2 separate regions of the Homo sapiens genome follow, and region 1 is linked to region 2. A link is an interaction called in ENCODE POLR2A ChIA-PET data of the cell type or tissue named here. Cell type or tissue: PC-9. All regions are shown on one strand. Links, peaks and the distances in the headings refer to the core of each region. The heading gives the core; the rest is flanking DNA.

Region 1 (2,807 bases), core at 270-2,769, 360 kb before region 2:
GAACATCTCTATCACTCCAGAAACCACCACCCCCCCGCACTCAGTCCTCACCCCAACTCAGCCCCAGGCTGCCACCCATCTGCTTTCTATCACTACCAGTTAGACTCATCTTTTCTACAACTTCATCTGAACGGAATCACACAGCATATCGTCTTCTGTGTCTAGATTCCTCTGCTCAGCATAATGTTTCCAGATTCATCTGTGTTGTATCGCTATAGTACATTTCTTTTTATAAGAAATGCTGAGAGGTGTTTCATTATATAGCTGTACTATAATTTATAATAAATGGTTACCTAGAAATTCATTAAAATTTGGCAATGGTTCCTTGGATATGACACCAAAAGTACAGGCAACAAAATGAAAAAAAAAATAGATAAATGGGATTATATCAAAAAGAAAAACTTTTGCCAGGCGCGGTGGCTCACGCCTGTAATCCTAACACTTTGGGAGGCTGAGGTGGGCGGATCACGAGGTCAGGAGATCGAGACCGTCCTGGCTAACACGGTGAAACCCCGTCTCTACTAAAAATACAAAAAAAAAAAAAATTACCCAGGAGTGGTGGAGGGCGCCTGTAGTCCCAGCTACTGGGAGGCTGAAGCAGGAGAATGGTGTGAACCCAGGAGGCAGAGCTTGCAGTGAGCTGAGATAGCACTGCACTCCAGCCTGGGCGACCGAGCGAGACTCCGTCTCAAAAAAAAAAAAAAAAAAAAAAAAAACTTTTGTGCATCATTAAGGCACTATCAAGAGCATGAAGAGGCCGCCGGGCACGGTGGCTCGTGCCTGTAATCCCAGCACTTTGGGAGGCTGAGGTGGGCAAATTGCGAGATCAGGAGTTCGAGACCAGCCTGGCCAACATGGTGAAACCCCATCTCTACTAAAAATACAAAAAGTAGCTGGGCGTAGTGGCAGGCATCTGTAATCCCAGCTACTCGGGAGGGTGAAGCAAGAGAATCACTTGAACTTGAGAGGCAGAAGTTGCAGTGAGCCAAGATCGTGCCACTGCACTCCAGCCCGGGCGACAGAGTGAGACTCTGTCTCAAAAAAAAAAAAAAAAAAGAGATGGTAAAGAGACCCCACAGAATAATAGGAGAAAATATTTGCAAAGCATGTATCTGATAAGGAATTAATATCTAGAAAATATAGAGAACACCTACAATTCAGCAACAATGAAACAATGCACCTGATTTAAAAATGAGCAGGGGGCCGGGTGCAGTGGCTCACACCTGTAATCCCAGCACTTTGGGAGGCTGAGGTGGGCGAATTGCGAGATCAGGAGTTCAAGACCAGCCTGGCCAACATGGTGAAACCCCATCTCTACTAAAAATACAAAAATTAGCTTGGCGTTGTGGTGGGCACCTGTAATCCCAGCTACTCAGGAGGCTGAGGCAGGACAATCGCTTGAACCCAGGAGGTGCAGGTTGCAGTGAGTTAAGCTCACACCACTGTACTCCAGCCTGGGCGACACAGGAAGACTCTGTCTCAAAAAAAAAAAAAAAAGAAAGCAGAGATCCTGGGCAACGTAGTGAGACCCTGTCTCTACAAAAAAAAAAAAAAAAAAAAAAAAAAAAAAAAAGCAAAGGACTTGAATAGACATTTCTCCAAAGAAGATATACAAATGTTGAATAAACACTTGAGATGATTTCTCAGCATCACTAATCATTAGGTAAATGCAAATCAACATAGTGAGAGCCAGTCTCTACAAATATTTTGAAAAAAAATTAGCTGGGTGTGGTGGCGTGCATCTGTAGTCGCAGCTACTTGGGAGGCTGAGGAAGGAGAATTGCTTGAGCCCAGGAGGTCAAGGCCACAGTGAGTCATGATTATGGAGTGCAGAAATGCCACTGCACGGCCAGGCGCAGTGGATCATGCCTGTAATCCTAGCACTTTGGGAGGCCGAGGTGGGCAGATCACCTGTGGTCAGAAGTTCAAGACCAGCCTGGCCAACATCATGAAACCCCATCTCTACTAAAAATACAAAAATTAGCCAGGCATGGTGGCAGGTGCCTCTAATCCCAGCTACTCAGGAGGCTGAGGCAGGAGAATCGCTTGAACCTGGGAGGCGGAGGTTGCAGTGAGCCAAGATCGTGCCATTGCACTCCAGCCTGGGCAACAAGAGGAAAACTCTGTCTCAAAAAAAAAGAAAAAAGAAAAGCCACTGCACTCCAGTCTAGGTGACAGAATGATACCATCTCAGAAAAACAACAACAAAAATCACAGTGACGTATCACTTCACACCCATTAGGATGGCCATTATAAAAATTTTAAGGCTGGGCACAGTGGCTCACGCCTGTAATCCCAGCACTTTGGGAGGCCGAGGTGGGCAGACCACGAGGTCAAGAGATTCAGACCAACCTGACCAACATGGTGAAACCCCATCTCTACTAAAAATACAAAAATTAGCTGGGCGTGGTGGCACGTGCCTTGTAGTCCCAGCTACTTGGGAGGCTGAGGCAGGAGAATCACTTGAACCCGGGAGGTGGAGGTTGCAGTGAGCCGAGATTGTGCCACTGCACTCCAGCCTGGCGACAGAGTGAGACTCTGTCTCAAGAAAAAAAAAAAAAATTTAAAAAGGAAAACAGGTGTTGGAGAGGATATGGAGAAAATGGAATCATTGTGTACTGCTGGAGAGAATGTAAAATGGTGCAGCCACTATGAGAAACAGTTTGGTGTTCCTCAAGAAGTTAAGCATAGAATTATATGATCTAGCAATTCCACTCCTTAGTTACAAACTCAAAATACTTGAAAGCAGGTACTCAAACAGATACTGACCACACAAACCAGTGTTCATAACAGCACAATGCATAATA
Region 2 (2,807 bases), core at 45-2,544:
GCATGCAGGCAGCCCTTCTCCTTGAAATGCTCTTTTTTTGTGGCTAAAGCCCCCGCTGGGTTCTGATTCTCTGTGAAAAGCAGGCTTCTCAGTCACCTCCGCTGCTGCCACCCTGGTGCCAAGTGTATGTGTGAAAGTGCACGTGACCAGGTGCGTGTCTGTGTGTGCTCGAGGTCTTCAGAATCCTGACATGAGCGTGGCCGGGGCTAGGCGAGTGGTGCAGAGTGTGTGTGTGAGGGTGTGAGAAGAGTGTGGGTGTCCAAGGGTTGACCACCCATGGTGGGCAGGTGAGCATGTCCGTGTACTGTGAATGAGCGTGAGGTGCGCCGCCACAGGGCTAGCATCTAGGAATGTGCGCACGCCTGTCTGCTGTGCAGGTTTCCTCCTGAAGCACCAGCTCTTGGAACTGCCTCCTCCTGGGTGCTCATTCTATCTGGCTCCATGAAAAACAGGTTTCCAAGATTCTGGAAGCTGCACCCCAGGCCCGCACGGAGCTGATCTGGGGGCCCCTTAAGGTTCAGAGGAAAGCTCCAGGCCCCGGCACAGACAGTGGCCCTGCTACATCACTTTGGACCTAGTGCTGGGGTTCCCCCTCCCCGAGGCCCAGCAGCTCCTTGGCCCAGAGAAGGGAGCTCAGGACCAGAATGAGGCCAGGGGCCTGGGGGCAGACCCAGGGAAGGGAAGGAAAGAGACCTAGTGGGCAGCTGCCCAGGCTGGAACTGCAAATGCCCCACTGTGACATGTATTTTGGGGCAGCTGTGGAGAGGGTCAGCTTCCAGCCAGGACTGACTGTGGTCAACCCAGCAGGGAGGCCGAGGCAGGCAGGGGCCTTGGGAGCCTGGAGGGGTGGAGAAGAGAGTCGGGGTAGGAGTATTTGGGGGCCAGCAAAGGGCTTTTCTGAGTAGAGGTGAGACCAAAGAAGAGAGACTGAGAGGAGCCCGCCTGAGTATCGCCCCTTGATACGGCAAACAGCAGACAGCAAACAGCAAAGCCGCATGGCCAGAGCCCAGCCAGCTCCAGCTCTGCTCTCCCTAGGTACTCTCAGCCTCACAGCCTCCTCCTGTGGACACAGATGCTACGCCCTCCTTGGGGTCTCTCAGCACAGTGCCCGGCACACTAGGCCCTCCATCAGTCATCATTGTCATAATGATGGTCCCCGGGTGGCTGCTGGAGCATATGGGAAAAATCCCAGGCCGGGAGCCTGGAATGGGCTCCTCTCCTTCCCTTCCACTCTCTGGGCCTCAGTCTTCCCATCTGTAAAGCGGCATGTCCTGGCCCACTCTGCAACTGAGGATAGGAAAGGCCCGTGGTGGACTGACGAACTGTTCCCTTTGTGCCTGGAGCAGGGGTGGCAGGAGCACGGGACACAGGGTTCAACTCCAAACCCTGGCAGCTGTGAAGCTGGAATGTTTTGGTTGTTTCCGGATGAACTGCAGCATTTGAGCACAAAAGGAGGATGGGTCAGTTATGGTGTCCACTTATGGTGCCCAGCCTGTGACTGGGACCACAGTCTTCTAACTTCTGGACCATTGCTCTGTCCCCCTCACCTTGTCCAGAGGCCCTCAGTCGCTAGAAAGAGAGTGAGCTGCCAGGAGTCACAGGAGGTGTACAAGGAGGGATGTGAAAAAGTAACCCACTCACTCACTGAGTCAAGATGCAACCCAGGGGACCCCTAAGATTCCATGATTCTAGAATGGAGTCCCTAGCCAGGCACTCTAGCACACACCTGTAGTTCCAGCTACTCAGGAAGCTAAGGTAGGAGGATTGCTTGAGCCTAGGACTTTGAATCCAGATTGGGCAACATAGTGAGACTCTGTCTCTAAGGGAAAAAAATGTACATATATATATATGTGTGTGTGTGTGTGTATATATATATATGAGAAGAGAGGACAGGAAGGTGCAAAAGCCAATTCCTTGCTCATTCAATCTAGGCTGATTAGCACAAGTATTGTTGGAGAAAAAAGGGCTTGCTAAGCAACCAGCTTCTCAGAGTTCATCAAGGGGGTCTCCTCCTGGGGAGGGGGCCTGCCTCCCCTCCTGCTGCCACCTCAGGGTCAATATACACTTGGAGAGGACCCAGAAAAATGGCACAGGCTGAAGCACCATCAGAGGGTGGCAGCAGGAGGAAGGAGGAGGAGCAAGGCAGAGGCAGAGACCTGAGAGGCCTGGGGTGCCCATTAACCCATTCCTTGGAGATGGTGGGTGGGGTCAGCTTGGTCGATGTGGCTGCAGCTTCTGAGGTCTGCCAGAGCCTCCAGGAGCCTTCTACTCCCCTTCAAGCTCTGTCTGGCCCCCTCAACTCCTGAGGGAGCCTGTGAGATAGTAAGTCAGCTTGGAGCCTGCCTCTTGCAGTCTCCAGCTCACTCAGAATGAAAGCTAGAGTCTGGCCTGCACGGTGGCTCACACCTATGATCCCAGCACTTTGGGAAGCTGAGGCAGGTGGATTGCCTGAGCTTAGGAGTTTGAGACCAGCCTGGGCAACATGGCAAAAACCCGTCTCTACCAAAAATACAAAAAATTAGTAGGGCATGGTGGCACGCATCTGTGGTCCCAGCTACTCAGGAGGCTGAGGTGGGAGGACCACTAGAGCCTGGGAGGTGGAGGTTGCAGTGAGCTGAGATCATGCCACTGCACTCCAACCTGGGTGACAGAGTGAGACCCTGTCTCAAATAAACAAACAGTCTTCCAGGAACCCTCTCCCCTCTCTCAGTCCCCTCCAGCCACAGTGGCTCCCCTGCTGTTCTTGCAACATGGAAACACGTTCCTGCCTCAGGACCTTTGCACTGCTATTCCCTCTGCCTGCAATG

Evidence for each region. Peaks named below come from ENCODE experiments on the same cell type or tissue, not always from the same donor. Only the 100,000 strongest peaks of a DNase experiment are listed, where the experiment ranks them.
Region 1: POLR2A ChIA-PET joins it to region 2 with 18 read pairs; 2 of 35 experiments call an interaction of 5 or more read pairs at or near these places.

The regions. Positions count from the first base shown.
Region 1 is chr17:18,071,983-18,074,789 of GRCh38, reverse strand. No RefSeq gene overlaps it. Among named protein-coding and RNA genes, the nearest start is that of DRG2, 15 kb to the left of the region's middle. In PC-9, for the core only: no CTCF peak of the experiment used is centred there; no DNase peak of the experiment used is centred there.
Region 2 is chr17:17,707,471-17,710,277 of GRCh38, reverse strand. The region is part of intron 1 of RAI1 (retinoic acid induced 1); the gene reads right to left. LOC124903943 (a long non-coding RNA gene) reads left to right here. Exons shown (of 2, transcript XR_007065650.1): 2 at 1-2,807. Among named protein-coding and RNA genes, the nearest start is that of RAI1, 27 kb to the right of the region's middle. In PC-9, for the core only: no CTCF peak of the experiment used is centred there; no DNase peak of the experiment used is centred there; H3K27ac peaks cover 2,239 bases.